Linked DNA regions of Homo sapiens: region 1 is linked to region 2. The links are chromatin loops, found by intact Hi-C in ENCODE. Cell type or tissue: heart right ventricle. All regions are shown on one strand.

Evidence for each region. A loop is a pair of places that touch in the nucleus more often than their neighbours do. Peaks named below come from ENCODE experiments on the same cell type or tissue, not always from the same donor. Only the 100,000 strongest peaks of a DNase experiment are listed, where the experiment ranks them.
Region 1: it touches region 2 in a loop (2.4-fold over the local background); 10 of 110 quality-filtered maps call a loop at or near these places.

What each region holds. Positions count from the first base shown.
Region 1 is chr16:53,320,533-53,328,532 of GRCh38, forward strand. It overlaps CHD9 (chromodomain helicase DNA binding protein 9), which reads left to right. Exons shown (of 39, transcript NM_001308319.2): 38 at 994-1,098; 39 at 3,488-6,965. The coding sequence ends at 4,363. Among named protein-coding and RNA genes, the nearest start is that of RBL2, 110 kb to the right of the region's middle. In heart right ventricle, no CTCF peak of the experiment used is centred here; no DNase peak of the experiment used is centred here.
Region 2 is chr16:53,441,854-53,449,853 of GRCh38, forward strand. RBL2 (RB transcriptional corepressor like 2) reads left to right here. Exons shown (of 22, transcript NM_005611.4): 3 at 805-1,005; 4 at 5,189-5,253. It also overlaps the pseudogene RNU6-1153P. Among named protein-coding and RNA genes, the nearest start is that of RBL2, 11 kb to the left of the region's middle. In heart right ventricle, no CTCF peak of the experiment used is centred here; no DNase peak of the experiment used is centred here.

The DNA.
Region 1 (8,000 bases), 120 kb before region 2:
TAAATACTTATAGGTAATATAACTGATCATATTAAACCTTATCTGTATCCTATCAAGATATAGTATTTAATCATTCAAAGTGGTATAGAAGAAGAAATTACTCAAGAAATATTTTTAGTCTCTAAAGGGATGTTAAATTGGTAGGTATAAATCACTTGTCCAAATGTAATGTTTTTAATTTAAATTTCAAAATATTATTTTGTCTGTGTCATATTATTACATTTTTTTCCAAATTATTTACTTATGATTGGTTAATTATACATACTTCACATATGAAAGATATATACAATTTTATACTTTTAGGGTGTCAATATATATAATCGATAACAGTATTGGTTTTTGAGACCTAGTTTTGTATCCTGACTCTAACATGTACTAGCTAACTTTAGGCAAATTATATAAATTCTCTGAGGCTCAGTTTCTTCGTTTGAAAAATAGAAATAATACTATCTCCAAAGGAGGTAGTGAGAACTAAAATAAAGTTTACATTTAAAGTACTTAGCACAATACTTGCCATATAATAACTTATATTTATTATGTGACAGGCATTATGCTAAGGTACTTGAATTGTCTCATTTTATCTTTATAAAACCCTATGAGGGAAGTATTATTGTTATCCCCATTTTACAGATCAGAAAATTGAGGCTGAAAGAGATTTACTGATTTGCTCGAGTTCACATAGCTGGTAAGTCTAACTCTAGAGGGTGTACTTTTAACTAGGCTATATGGCCTGTCCAGCATGGTAGTTATTCATTTTACTGTTCTAGTTATTCTACTTAAAACATTTAAAATTTACATTATCACATATTTATATATTACATCAGTAGTCCATAGGGTCACGGTGGGCCTTTTTAATATAATCATAAAGATTACCTAAGGTGGTTCAAAAAATATGTATTTTAAGGAAATAAACTCTGTAGAGCATACAATAAAAGCAATCAAGAGTTTTCTATGTAACAGTGTTGTAGTATTTAATCTGTTTCTAATTTACAGGTTGGAGGTGCATTTGCTCCCCCTTTGAAAGATTTATGTAGATTCCTAAAAGAAAATTCAGAATATGGAGTAGCTCCTGAATGGGGAGATGTTGTTAAGCAATCTGTGAGTATTTTACGAATACTAACTCATACATTATTTTCAAATTAGGTGCCATTCAATTATATCTTAGATTAATTATAATTAATAAAATATTCCATGAATTTGTGACAGCATTTTTCAGTTTGCAATTTTTATTTTGCAGTACATGTTGCAAATTTCTCAGATGCTTCTCAGGTTAGAACAGAAAATCAATACTGATTTGTTTTTACATTAACCTCTAAGATACCATTTGAATGATGCCACAAAGAGTAATCAAATATATGAGCAAATATGTAAGGATATTCATCATGATATACTAGTAAAAAATTGAGAATAAATTAATAGTTCATTAAGATTCTGGAAAACTATGCAATTTTTTTTCTTTTTCTTTTTCTTTTTTTTTTTTTTTTAGACAGGATCCCTCTCTGTCACCCAGGCTGGAGTGCAGTGGCGCAACCTTGGCTCACTGCAACCTTCGCCTCCTGGGTTCAAGTGATTCTCATGCCTCAGCCTTCCAAGTAGCTGGGACAATAGGTGCCACCAACACACCCTGCTAATTTTTGTATTTTTAGTAGAGACGATATTTCGCCATATTGGCCAGGCTGGTCTTGAACTCCTGGCCTCAAGTGATCCACCCACCTCAGCCTCCCAAAGTGCTAGGATTACAGGCCTGAGCCACCATTCCCAGCCTAGGCAACTATTTTAAAGAGTATATCTTAGACCTAGTGCAGTGGCTCACCCCTGTAATCCCAGCACCTTGGGAGGCCGAGGCGGGTGGATCACCTGAGGTCAGGAGTTCGAGACCAGCCGGCCAACACAGAGAAACCCCGTCTCTACTAAAAATACAAAAATTAGCCAGGCAGTAGTCCCAGCTGAGGCTGAGGCTGAGGCAGGAGAATCACTTGAACCCAGGAGGCAGAGGTTGCAGTGAGCCAAGATCGCACCACTGCACTCCAGCCTGGGCAACAGAGGCAAGACTCCATCTCAAAAAAAAAAAAAACATATCTTAGAAGAACATCTAAAGGGAGAGAAAGTTCACAGTATATTAAAATCAGTAGTATTTAAGCTCTTGGGATAGTAAAGCCTACACGTATGCTAATGGTGAATAATTAATAGATATTATTCTTACAGGTGTCCAAATGGAAAGGGCAGGCTATAAAACTAAGTTCGCTGTGATTCTATTTTTTTTGTTTCAGAAAGGGAGGTGGGGGGAATTATAGAATGTGTATAATTGCACAAGGAAAAAAATAGAACACATAATGAAATGTTAGCAATGGTTATCTCTGAATGTTGAGATGATGGATGATTTTTTTAATATTTTTTGTTGTGTTTTCTGCTATGAGCCCTGATGCCTTTGTAAAGAGAAAAAATAAGTTGATTCAGTTCAAAACAAAATTAAACAATAGTCGAATGAGTCTTGTCTTAAACCACTATCTAGAACTGCATTGTCACAAACAGTAGCCCCTCAGTAGCCACAAATAGGCACATGTGGCTGTTGAGCACTTGAAATGTGAATTAACATTAAGTGTAAAATACACAGTGGTTTTGGATTTTGAACACTTTGTTGGAAAAAAAATGTAAAATATCTCAATTTTTATAGATTACATATTGAAGTGACAATATTCAGATTATGTTCTATTAAATAGACTATTACTAAAATTAATGTCACCTGTTTCTGTTTTACCTATTTTAAATGTGGCTACTATAAAATTTCAAGTTACATATGTGGCTTACATTGTATTTCTATTAGATAGTGCTGTTCCAGTGATTCTAAACTCTTAAAACTTCTAAGAGTTCTGGGACCCAGAAAATCATGGGAGAATTACATGAAAGTAGCATAGATTGTTTTCTGTTGTCCTGGACTTTATGGTTCCCAATCTGCAAGTGCTACTGCAGGTGACCTTAACCCACTTTGAGTATCTTTTTGAGCATGGCTCTATCTCCTTTATTCCCAAAGTGACAGTAAAATAATTCATATGAAGCATCTTACTATAACCTTAACCTTTAATATTCCTTCTTTATTGTTCTTCCCAATTAGAAGGGAGCCACTTCTTTGGTCTTCTAGGACAAGTGATGGTGTGAAACATGTAAGGGTTATGGAAGTACCCATGAAAAAATTTTTTTGGACCTTATATTTTCTAGAATTATACTACAATCTTATGTTTTACAGTATGGAGGAAGGCTAAAGACCTCTTTACTCACTTATTCTGTGATAAAATGAAAAGTGGAAGAGCTGTTTGAAGCTACCACTTATATAAAATTAGGTTATTGCTATTATAATTGATTATTTAATATCAGTACAGAATAAATTTACAAATAATTACCTATTTTTCATGGTTATTTGTATGATAAGCTAATAACTCTTTATTTTATTTTCATGTAGGGATTATTAATGAATATATATTTCTTCCAGGGATTTCTTCCAGAAAGCATGTATGAACGTATTCTCACTGGTCCCGTTGTGAGAGAGGAAGTAAGCAGGCGGGGGAGACGGCCTAAAAGTGGAATTGCAAAGGCCACAGCAGCAGCAGCTGCTGCATCTGCCACCAGTGTTTCAGGCAATCCTTTGTTAGCCAATGGACTACTTCCAGGTGTGGATCTCACAACTCTTCAGGCCTTACAACAAAACCTACAAAACTTGCAGTCACTGCAAGTAACTGCTGGGTTGATGGGAATGCCTACCGGCCTTCCTTCTGGAGGAGAAGCTAAAAACATGGCTGCTATGTTCCCCATGCTGCTGTCAGGAATGGCTGGATTACCAAATCTGTTGGGCATGGGAGGACTCCTGACAAAGCCTACGGAATCTGGGACAGAAGACAAAAAGGGAAGTGACTCTAAGGAGTCAGAAGGAAAAACAGAAAGGACAGAGAGCCAAAGTTCAGAGAATGGTGGAGAAAACTCTGTGTCAAGTTCTCCTTCCACATCCTCTACTGCTGCATTAAATACAGCTGCAGCTGCCAACCCATTAGCTCTTAACCCACTATTACTATCTAATATACTTTATCCAGGGATGCTTCTCACTCCAGGCCTTAATCTTCATATTCCAACTTTGTCCCAGTCCAATACTTTTGATGTACAAAACAAAAACAGTGACTTAGGCTCGTCTAAGTCTGTAGAAGTAAAAGAAGAAGATTCCAGAATTAAAGATCAGGAAGACAAAGGAGGAACTGAACCAAGTCCTCTCAATGAAAACAGCACAGATGAGGGTTCAGAGAAAGCTGATGCTTCATCTGGATCTGATAGTACATCGTCGTCATCTGAGGATTCAGATTCTAGTAATGAAGACTGATTCCCAGACTCTGCACTTAAAATATGAACTGATTTTGGATTTTTTCTTTAATAATTAATTGTAAATACCCCAGTGTTGAGTGCATCAATAACTTACTGACCGAACATTTCAGTTATTTGTTTAGAAGTGCAAACTGCTTTCAGAGACTTTTTGCATGTAATATTTCTTAAGATTCATAAGTTTCTGAACTCGTATGTACTATCAAATACATAAAGGTGTAAAATTACAACAAAAGGCATTATAATTTTGTTGGGGGTTAATTTTATGAAAATTATGCTCAATAAGAGTTGTATATTTAATATATTTGCAGTGAACACAGAATACTTTATGCATATTACTGATTTAATTTGAATATAGTTTTACAGCCTCCTTGACACCTATAATTTACAGATCAAAACTCAGCAATAATTTGGGCAGCTAATGAATGTCATGAAAGCTGTAGAATCTACATCACCATCCATTGCTTTAATTACATGAAAATGCTCTAGTGTTGTGATGCACTGCTGATGTTTCCAATTCAGGTACAAGTATGTTTTAAAGAAGAAATAAGTTTCCCAATCAGCCAATTTAACTGGCTACCTGTTACCTCAGCTGAGTTAGTTTAGGAAGTTTACATTCGTTTCTAATTCTATACTTGTTTTCAGGGGTTTTTTAAACACATCCTATATATCATGTCAATCTGGCAAGAAATATGACTTGCTTTTTGCTGAGCTTAATTCAGATATCAGTAAAATTAAGTCATAAAATAATCATGTGTCATGTGACTTTGGCACCCTATAGACATACTTAGTTTTAACTTTTCAAAGTTTGGCCTCCTATTAGAAATAATCATGTCTCAGATGAGTAATGTCTGTTTCCAGGGTTCAGAAAAGGCAAACTCATGAAATGCCACTGAAAAGAACTTTCAACACAGCATACTTCATGTAAAAGAAATTGTTTGTTTGCTTTCTTTGTGTAGATTTCTATTTGTGTTTTATGTCATGGAAATATTCCAGAATTAACAGATAATAGTGGTAAAGTAATATGCAGATAGTCTAAATTCATTTTGAGTTTCTAGGTGTAAGCAGACTAAATGTTGCCCAGAATCAGTGTTGGGTTATCAGTTTATATTAAATATACTGAGTTGCCCGTTTTGAAAATGCACTTTGAATAATCTCAAAAAGATGTACAAGTTATACCTGTAAACCACAAAAGTGAAGCCTGAGGCTTCTGTTCAATTTCATAGACTCCTTTACCATGTAAAATTTGTCTGATATTTGATTTGTGATACAATTTCTCCTGCTAAAGCTGCTATTATTCTGACAAGGTAGAGGTCCAGGTTCACCTTTATATATATTTAAAACAATTAGTACTGAATTGGACATAAAAATATTGACATTCTAAGGAGAGATATATGTTAGCATTTTTCTGGTACTCAAATAAGTTAGTAGTAAAGTCTGCAAGGGCATAAATTTAGGGGGAAAAAGTGTCCCAGTTCTCTCCTACAGAAAAAATACTTTCAGTATGTTTTGATAAAACTGTTGCTTTGTCATGAGTTAGTCAATTGTATCAGGTTTTCCAAGACCTTTACCAGTAAATTATGTTTCTGTATGTAAAATAACCCCTTATTAGAGAGACAGTGTTATATGTATTTACAAAATTATATAAGTTCCATTGGGATTGTATTGATTTTGTATTTTCCCAAAATAGTACTTTGAATTGATAGTCCTTTATGCAATGTCTTAGCAATAGTCTCTATAATGCCCATCCAGGAGAAGTGGGTAGTAATTCTTCATCATGAAAATGATATATTACATATTTAGTATCTTCCCTTTGCAGTATTGCACTTTTGTTTAACTAGAATACACCTATGAGATAGCCAAAGTTTCAAACACAGTTATCTTAGTTTACCGGTGGAGTATTTCAACACCAACCACATTTCCCTTCCTCCCTCTAATTCTACCCACATGATCTTTATTCCTTCCTTTCGCCAATTAAAAAAAAAAAAAAGGAAAAAAAATCTGTAGATCTTGTCACTAAAATCTAATTTATATCAAATTTATGAGAGAAAGTATTTTCCTAATTATGGTCAAATAAATTTGGTTAACATCCTAGTGATTCTCTTTCTATATAATAAGGCAATTACAGTTTTCAAAGCATTAAGTCTAACATAACTTTAAACATTCTCTTAGGTTTCAAGACACTTCTATTTAATATTCATTGGGGAAAAGTTGTCCAGCTATCAGCTAAGAAAACACATGCAAATATGGTTGTGTAAAGTTAAGGGTTATAAGGAAAAAAAAATCAGTAGAATTACATAATACTAAAGTTGCAGTTGAAAGAATATCCAAGTATGTGTTGGTAGTTACTAAAAGAATTATAGCTGTTATTGCCTTGTATTTATAGCCCTTGTTTCAGGTTTTATGATTCAAGTCTTAGTCCAATCTTTCTTTTGGACATTTGCAATATTTACCAGTTGTGTTTTGTGTAGTCTGAATTTGCTTTCTGTAGTTGAGCAAACGTCTTAAAAAGTCATTTGTAATTTATTAAATTACTTTCTATGATGTTCTATAGAGCAAATGGAAGTTTAATTATTTTTTATTAAACATATTCTTTGACTACCCATGATGTCAGCCTCTGTACATGAGAATACTTTTTAAAATTGAATTTTATATAGAATTTATCTTATTCCAGTTATGAGAGACACCATAGTTGTAAATCTTTAAAAGGAAAATATACCGTGGAAGAATTTTTAAAACAAAAATTGGCTATAATTTTATCCACAGTATCTTAAATGCTGTCAATTTTTCATTTTGATTTAATTTTATTAATATTGTTCATTGTGGATATTGGTGACTGCAAAAAAAGCAAAAGCTGCTTCTTGGGCATTCAAATTGTTAAACCCCAATTTTGCAGCCCAATCTCAACTTCATGCTGAACATTAAGTATTATTTTCTTAAGTTTTTGGACTTTTAAAAAACTCAGAAATACTCAGAGATATTCCTCACCTCTTTAAGAAGTCCATTTTGGAAATCAATAATTATTTTTTTCCCTTAGTCTTAAGAGTGTTTCCTAACTCATTGCCATGGGTAGTGTTCTTCGTAAACATTGAAGAAAATAGTTTTTCCTCTAATTACACAACTAAAACAGTGGAGTCTCATACTCATTTAACTTGAACACATTCAACTACACTTTCATGTTTAGAAAACCTTTTTTTCATTTTTGTACAACATAACATATAAACACAAACCAACTGCTTCATCTAGTACTCACCCAGAGGAACAGTAGTCTGTTCCAGTGTTGGAGGAAGAATTGCCTATGTTGGACATTTTTGAGAAGAGATATGAGGTATAAAATGATGTATTCTGTAATTTGTGAGCTCTGTGAGAGAAAAGAGTGATTTTTTTTTTTTTTATAAAGACAAGGTCTTGCTCTGCCTCCCCTAGGGTGGAGTGCAGTGGTGCGATCACAGCCCACTGCATCCTTGACCTGTTGGGCTCAAGCAATCCTCCCTCCTCAGCCTCCTGAGTAGCTGAGACTACAGCATGCATCACCACAACGAGCTAATTTTTGTATTTTTTGTAGAGATGGGGTTTTGCCGTGTTGCCCAGGCTGATCTCAAACTCCTGGGCTCAAGCAGTCTACCCATCTCGGCCTC
Region 2 (8,000 bases):
CATTGTCGCCAGGCTGGAGTGCAGTGGCGTGATCTCGGCTCACTGCAACCTCCGCCTCCCAGGTTTAAGTGATTTTCCTGCCTCAGCCTCCTGAGTAGCTGGGATTACAGGTGCCCGCCACCACGCCCAGCTAATTTTTTGTATTTTTAGTAGAGATCGGGTTTTACCATGTTGGCCATGCTGGTTTCAAACTCCTGACCTTGTGAATCTCCCACCTCGGCCTCCCAAAGTGCTGGGATTACAGGTGTGAGCTACTGCGCCTAGCCTTGACTGCTTCTATAGTGTTGCTAGTTTAAAAAAAAATCTGAAGTGGCAGGAGGAGGTGGCTCACACCTGTAATCACAGTGTTCTAGGAAGCCAAAGTAGGAGGATCACTCAAGCCCAGGAGTCTGCAGTGAGCTGTGATCTTGCCACTGAACTCCAACATGGGTGATAGAACGAAACCCTATCTCTTACAAAAACAAAAACGACAAAATTTATTTAATATATTAACATTTAAAAAATCTGGCAGTGAACCAACGTGAATGTTGGTTAGGTTACTCTTGTTAATTTTGGTTTGTATTTTCAAATATTTCATAGTTAACAAATACTTTAGGTAACCTAAACAAAATGGATTAGGAGGATCAGAGGAATATACCAATCTGTAAGAAATTAAGCTAGTCAGAGACATGAGTTGTGATTTTATTTCACTGTCTAAAAGTAATATAATTTAATGCGATAATATTGATTTACTTTTGAATACTTACTTTTGTATACTTTAGCCTTATGTTAATTATGAAATATCTTGTTTGTCTTTAATACCAGCTTAATCGAATTTTTTAATAAGATGAAGAAGTGGGAAGACATGGCAAATCTACCCCCACATTTCAGAGAACGTACTGAGAGATTAGAAAGAAACTTCACTGTTTCTGCTGTAATTTTTAAGAAATATGAACCCATTTTTCAGGACATCTTTAAATACCCTCAAGAGGAGCAACCTCGTCAGCAGCGAGGAAGGAAACAGCGGTAGGTTTTCTTGTTGGTTCATCAGGAATACACGTTAGTCTGTGCTGCAGTGTTGATATTCTGCTAGGTTTTTTTTTTCTGGTTTTAAAAAAGAAATAAGATTTAAAAAATCTTTTTCCTCAGTCGTTTTCTTTTAATGATGCTTTTTTTGCTTTTCATTGTGGGTTAGCCATGAAGAGTGGCTTTTTTCATATTGCTAAATGTATACAGGTCTTTGTTTCTATAAACTTTCATTTGTCTTATTTTATTTTATTATTATTTTTTCCTCAGTGATCCTTGTTCTGAAACCTTCCTTTTTCATTTAAGCAACAAAAAATGCAGACTGTACAAGTCAGACTTAGGGATTTTCACCCTTTCGCCGCCTTGGAGATGTATCTGTATCTGTATCTGGATATATATATTTTTTATTGCGCAGGGGCCATGCTAATCAATGTATTGTTCCAATTTTAGTATATGTGCTGCCGAAGGGAGCACTGCCCTAGATATAGATCACTATATTAACCACTATATTTTCTACTAGTGATTATATAGACTATTTTATGTCAAACTGAGTAATAAATAATCCCCTTGAAATGACTTCTCTATGTATTTTGATGTTTATAATGAATTCAGAATAGAGAGACTGGATTGGGAAAAGACAGGAGAACTGAAACTATTATGAATTTGTGCTTTCTGATCACTTCTGCAAAGTCTATAAGCATGCTCTGACTCAGTGTTTTCTACCTTTCCTGATAGATAAAGGCAGTTATGGAATACACATTTTCCTTCTTTATCATTGAAAGTTTTTTCATAAAGTAGAAATGAAAATTCTAACAATTAGAAAAATGTTGACAAGAAAAGTAAAGGGAAAGGAGTTAAAATTATTTGGCTAGAATAAATAATGTTTGCTTCTCTTTAAATATAAAAGTTTTCCCAGACTGTGAAGGATGTTTACATTAAGTGTAACCTTTTAAAAATAAAATGGGGGAATGACAAACCAGGAGGAAAAAAAATTTAAAAAAACTAGAACTATTTACATTTTAATATAGATGGCACCACTGATACAGAAGCATCTGGTCTAGCTCACTTACAGTTTTGGGGAATTGACTATTTAAAATGAAGCATTCTGAGCCAGGCGGGTTGGCTCACGCCTGTAATCCCAGCACTTTAGGAGGCTGAGGCAGGCGAATCACCTGAGTTCAGGAGTTCAAGACCAGCCTGGCCAACGTGGCAAAACCCCGTCTCTACTAAAAATACAAAAATTAGCTGTGCGTGGTGGTGCATGCCTATAATCCCAGCTACTCGGGAGGCTGAGTCAGTAGAATCCCTTGAACCGAGAGGCAGAAGTTGTGAGCCAAGATCGTACCATTGCATTCGAGCCTGGGCGACAAGAATGAAACTCCATCTCATAAATAAATAAGTAAACAAATAAAAGGAGGTATTCTGGCTGAGTGCCTGTAATCCCAGCACTTTGGGAGGCCAAGGCGGGTGGATCACTCTAGGTCGGGAGTTCGAGACCAGCCTGGCCAACGTGGCGAAACCCCGTCTCTACTAAAAATAAAAAAATTAGCGGGGTGTGGTGGTGGGTGCCTGTAATCCCAGCTACTTGGGAGGGAGAGGTGGAAGAATCACTTGAACCTCAGAGTTGGAGGTTGCAGTGAGCCGAGATCACGCCACTGCACTCCAGCCTGGGCGATAGAGCGAGACTCCATTTTAATAAATAAATAAATAAATAAATAAATAAAATGACATATTCTCCTAGCACTTTGGGAGGCCGAGGCAGGTGGATTGCTTGAGGTCAGGAGTTCAAGACTAGCCTGGCCAATGTGCCAAAACCCCATCTCCACTAAAAATACAAAAATTAGGCAGGTATGGTGGTGTGTGCCTGTTGTCCCAGCTACTTGAGAGGCTGAGGCAGGTGAATCACTTGAACCCAGGAGTCGGAGGTTTCAGTGAGCTGCGATCGCGCCACTGCACTCCAGCCTAGGTGACAGAGTGAGACTTCGTCTCCAAATAAATAAATAAAAAATGAAGTATTCTAAAGTTTGAATAGAAGCTTTGTACTGAGTCTGAGTGAGGCCAATGTGATCATTTATGGGAAGATATCTTCTTTCTTTGGAGTATCTGGAAAATAATTTCAGATTGCACTTGTTTTGCTATTTCTTAGGATATATATACTACCTAATTCTAATTAAGAGAATTTTAAAAGGCCATGTGCAGTGGCTCACACCTGATCCCCAGCACTTTGGGAGGCTGAAGTGGACAGATCACTTGAGCCCAGGAGTTTGAGACCAGCCTGGACAGTATGGCGAAACTTCATCTCCACAAAAAATAGAAAAATTAGCTTGGAGTGGTGGCGCACACCTGTGGTCCCAGCTACTGGGGAGGCTGAGGTGGGGGGATCACTTGAGCCTGGGAGGTTGAGGCTGCAGTGAGCTGTGCTCATACCACTGTACTCCAGTTTGGGTGACAGAGCAAGACCTTGTCTCAAAAAAAAAAAAAAAAAAGTAAATCACTTTATTAGAGATTTTACATTTTAATCACTTTGTATACTTTCTGTTAGCTCTTTCTGTTAACTATAGTCATAATGTATAGCACTTACTGAGCATTTACTTTGGGGCAGGGACTCTTAAGACTTCAATATGTATTACTTCAGTTAATCCCTCTGACAACCTTGTGATACTCATACTATTGTTAGATAGAGAAAATTAGCCGCAGAGAGGTTAAGTAATTTGGCCAGGGTCGCACAACCAAGCGTGGAGTTCTTATTGAAACTGACTGCGGGAACCCATGTGCTTTACTGTGACTATATACTGCATCTCTCACACACTATCTGAAAATGTGTCACTATTTGTTTAGCACTTATCCACAGGAAATACTGTTAGGTATTATGTAGGACACAGGCATTTTTTAAAACACCAAACCCCACAGTCTCTGTCTTCTGAGAGCTTACAGTACAGTCAGCGAGATGAGGCAGGTATGAAGATTCCAGTGCATGCAATGCAGTGTGTTATAAAAGTCCCATGACTACCAGAGGGAATACAGATGTAAAACTTAGGAGGAAAAGAAATCACTCTGGATGAGCCAGTCAGGTAAGTTTACATGGAATAAGTAGAAATGGGTCTTGAAAGATGGGTACGAGTTTGATAGGTGAATTTGAAGATACAGATAGCACCTTCTGTGTAGAGGAAACAAGAAAAGACAAAAGCAGTAAAGCAAGAAGAAATGTGGGAGGTTAGTCAAGTTTTTTTTTCTAGAATTCTCAAGTTGTAGAGCCAGAATTAAGAGTAGCTTAAGTGTTAAGCTAAAAAAAATTGAATTTTATTTTGGTAGGCAACTAAAACTAGAAATAGTTTATCATGCGCCTATGGTAGAGAGGCTACTTTTAAAAGCAGAACACTGACATTTAATCCTTGCCATGGACTGGTGAACTAAGTACAGTATTGTACCCAAGTAGAGTAATCTTTTGACAGATGAAATGACTAAGGCCCAGGTGAGCAAGTACCCTAGCTAATGGCAGTGCTGGAACTAAATCTAATCTAATCTTCTCCACGGAATTTCGTTCTTCTGGGCACCTTGTTAGAATAAGGCTGTTGGGAGGTGGAGACCACAGATTTCTTGTCTAAAAGTTGTCAGAGGTTTTGGTAGAAAAGCCAAGCTTAAAGCAGGTCTGAAACTTGGCAGACTACTTGGCAATATACAACAGGTACTCTTAATGGATGGAAGTATAAGGAATTATAGGAAGCTCATAATTTACATTAAAAAGGCCTTTTGTGATTTGATATAGTCTGGAATATCTTTAAGGAGGGAGGGAGGGATACAGGTCATTAGCTATGATAAAGGAGAAAAAAATAAGGACATATCTGACTGCATATAGTGGTCCTAAAGCAGCATAGCATTGCTGTGTCATCAAAAGAACTATTTTTATTCATTTTATTTTCCACCTCACCTATCTTGCCCTCAAAAAACTTTAAAAAATTCTTTAAGAATTTTCTTTTCTTTGAGATGGGCTCTTTCCCTGGATCCCAGCTATTTCCTACCAATATTTTGTTAAGGCAGAACGTCCACGTTTTCCATGTGAAGCTGAATCTGTTGTCTCTCCCTTTAACTGTGGGTTTTATTTTACACCTGATTTATAATCATTTGGGATTTTTTTTTCTGATTCTTCTGTTGTCTCATGACTTTTTTTTTTCTTCCCCCAAAGGCGACAGCCCTGTACTGTGTCTGAAATTTTCCATTTTTGTTGGGTGCTTTTTATATATGCAAAAGGTAAGAAAATAGTAATATTTATTTAGATTTAATATGTCTATTTACATTTTCAGGTATTAATTTTGTCAACTTCTAATATGTATCAGGAAAAGATTTTCACTGAAAATTTTCTCAAGGGTTTTAATCCTAGATTCTTTTTTAAGTATTGCCTTTTCATCAAAGGATCTATTGGATTTCTTTACAATATCCAAATCTTCTCTTATTAAATGGAAAGTCCATTAACTTTGTTGTATACAACATCTTTTCTACCCAAAGCTACTCTTTTAAATTATGAGCTGAAAACACATTATTCTGTATATGCTTGTATTGTGAACTCTATTTTTCATGAGATGTATCTTATTTAGTTGAGCGCAATTACTGATCAACCTCAGAGCTGTTCAGATTTTTTTTTGTATCTTGTTCAGATAAGTATACTTAGTCAAATGCTTTTATATACTATTTATTTTCTTTCCCTTTTTTCTTGTCTCATTTAACCTACCCAAGGTCTGCATTCAGTGAAATACATGTCTCTATTATTTTTTGTCCTTTTTGTATTTATTTATTTATTTATTTATTTGAGATGGAATCTCATTCTGTCTCCCAGGGTAGATTGTAGTGGCACAATCTCGGCTCACTGCAGCCTACACCTCCCAGGTTCAAGTAATTCTCCTGCCTCAGCCTCCCGAATAGCCGTGATTACAGGCGCCCACCACCATGCCCAGCTAATTTTTGTGTTTTCAGTAGAGATGGGGTTTCACCATGTTGGCCAGGCTGGTCTCAAACTCCTGACCTCAGGTGATCTGCCTGCCCTGGCCTCCCACAGTGCTGGGATTATAGGCACGAGCCACTGCGCCCAGTTCCTTTTTATATTTCTATGTAGAAACAATTCTTTAAAGTAGATAGGAAAGTGCAGTTATATTATTATATAGCTTTCTTCTGTATACTATGTGGAATGCCTTTGCCACTAAGATGGCTCAATAAAATGCAAAGTTAACAAAGAATCTTAGAGCTGGAAGGAGTTTCATAAGTATAAGAGAGACTCTCATTATTAGATTAACTAGCTTAACTTACTTTATTTTATTTTTTTTTTGAGATGGAGTCTCACTCTGTTGCCCAGGCTGGAGTGCAGTGGTGCGATCTCGGCCCACTGCAACCTCTGCTGCCCGGGTTCAAGCAATCTCCTGCCTCAGCCTCCCGAGTAGCTGGGATTACAGGTGCCTGCCACTGTGCCCGGCTAATTTTTTGTAGTTTTTAGTAGAGACGGAGTTTCACCATCTTGGCCAGGCTGGCCTTGAACTCCTGACCTCGTGATCCACCTGCGTCAGCCTCCCAAAGTGCTGGGCTTACAGGCGTGAGCCATCGCACCCGGCCTAGCTTAACTCATTTACTTTATTTTTTATTTTTATTTTTATTTTTGAGACAGGATCTTGCTCTGTTGCCCAGGCTGGAGTGCAGTGGTATGATCTCTGCTCACTGCAACCTCCGCCTCTTGTGTTCAAGTGATTCTTGTGGCTCAGCCTCTTGAGTAGCTGGGATTGCAGGCATGCACCATTATACCTGGCTAATTTTTGTATTTTTAGTAGTGTTGGGGTTTTGCCATGTTGGCCAGGGTGGTCTCGAACTCCTGACCTCAAGTGATCTGCCACCTCGGCCTCCCAAAGTGTTGGGATTACAGGTGTGAGCCACCATGCTCAGTCAGCTTAGTTACTTTAAAGATTAGGCAGCTGAGCCCAGAAACTAGCTGCTGGGAACAAAGCTAAGATTGAACTCAGATCTCCTGGTTCCTGGTTCTTAGTTTCATACTGGCTGTGAAGGCCTCTGGGAAGAATGTGTTACATTGTTGGTCTCCAGGTTTGATTTGTCCTGGTCCCTCTCTGGCTAATTAGGGTGAGAGCCGCCATCCTTCCTTCCCTGAGCTGCATGCTTGATTCAAGAGAAAAATCTTTCTTTTGTCATACATGACACTGGCATGTTTCTTTAGTGATGATAAAGGCGACATGATCAGTGGCATGAAATAAAGGTTTTGGAGTATATAAACCATTTTTACAGCGGCTACAAATTTTAGAATGTGTGACTGCTATTATGTATGATGGTAATCTTTTCATATGATTGTATTGGGCAAGTATGTCTCATTTCTAGGATTTTTATCTGTTTTGTTTGTCTTTTATGGCATATGTGTACTTAGAAGTAAATATAGTTGGTACTATATATAATATGTACAATACAATAAAAAATAATTTCATTGTCCTTATTTTGTTCTCACTGGACCTGTTGGGGTGGTTTTTTCTCTGTAATTAACTCAGTGTTTGACTTTTATCTCATTAATTCAGTTTATAATAATTCCACCTTAAGAACCTTTGTGGATTGGGCATGTTGGCATATGCCTGGAATCCTAGCTACTTGGGAGGTTGAGGTGGGAGAATCGCTTGAACCTGGGAAGCGGAGGCTGCAGTGAGCTGAGATTGCACCTCCAGTCTGGGCGACTTTGAGACCGTGTCTCGAAAAAAAAAAAAAAAAAAAAGAAACTTGGTCCTCTCACAGTCCACCACTGTGATCTTTTATAATACACGATGATCTTTTCTAATAGTCATTTAATTGCTTTAATTCAGTTCTCATTTATTTGGGGGAAAGGTGTACTCTTTTATAGCCACCTTTCTAATGACAAATAAGCCAACTCTGGAGATGAAACATTTCTATTTACTTGTTATCTTTGTTGATTAAAAGATAAAATACCTCACAAAGTCAGATTTATTTGTAAGGTCAGGATT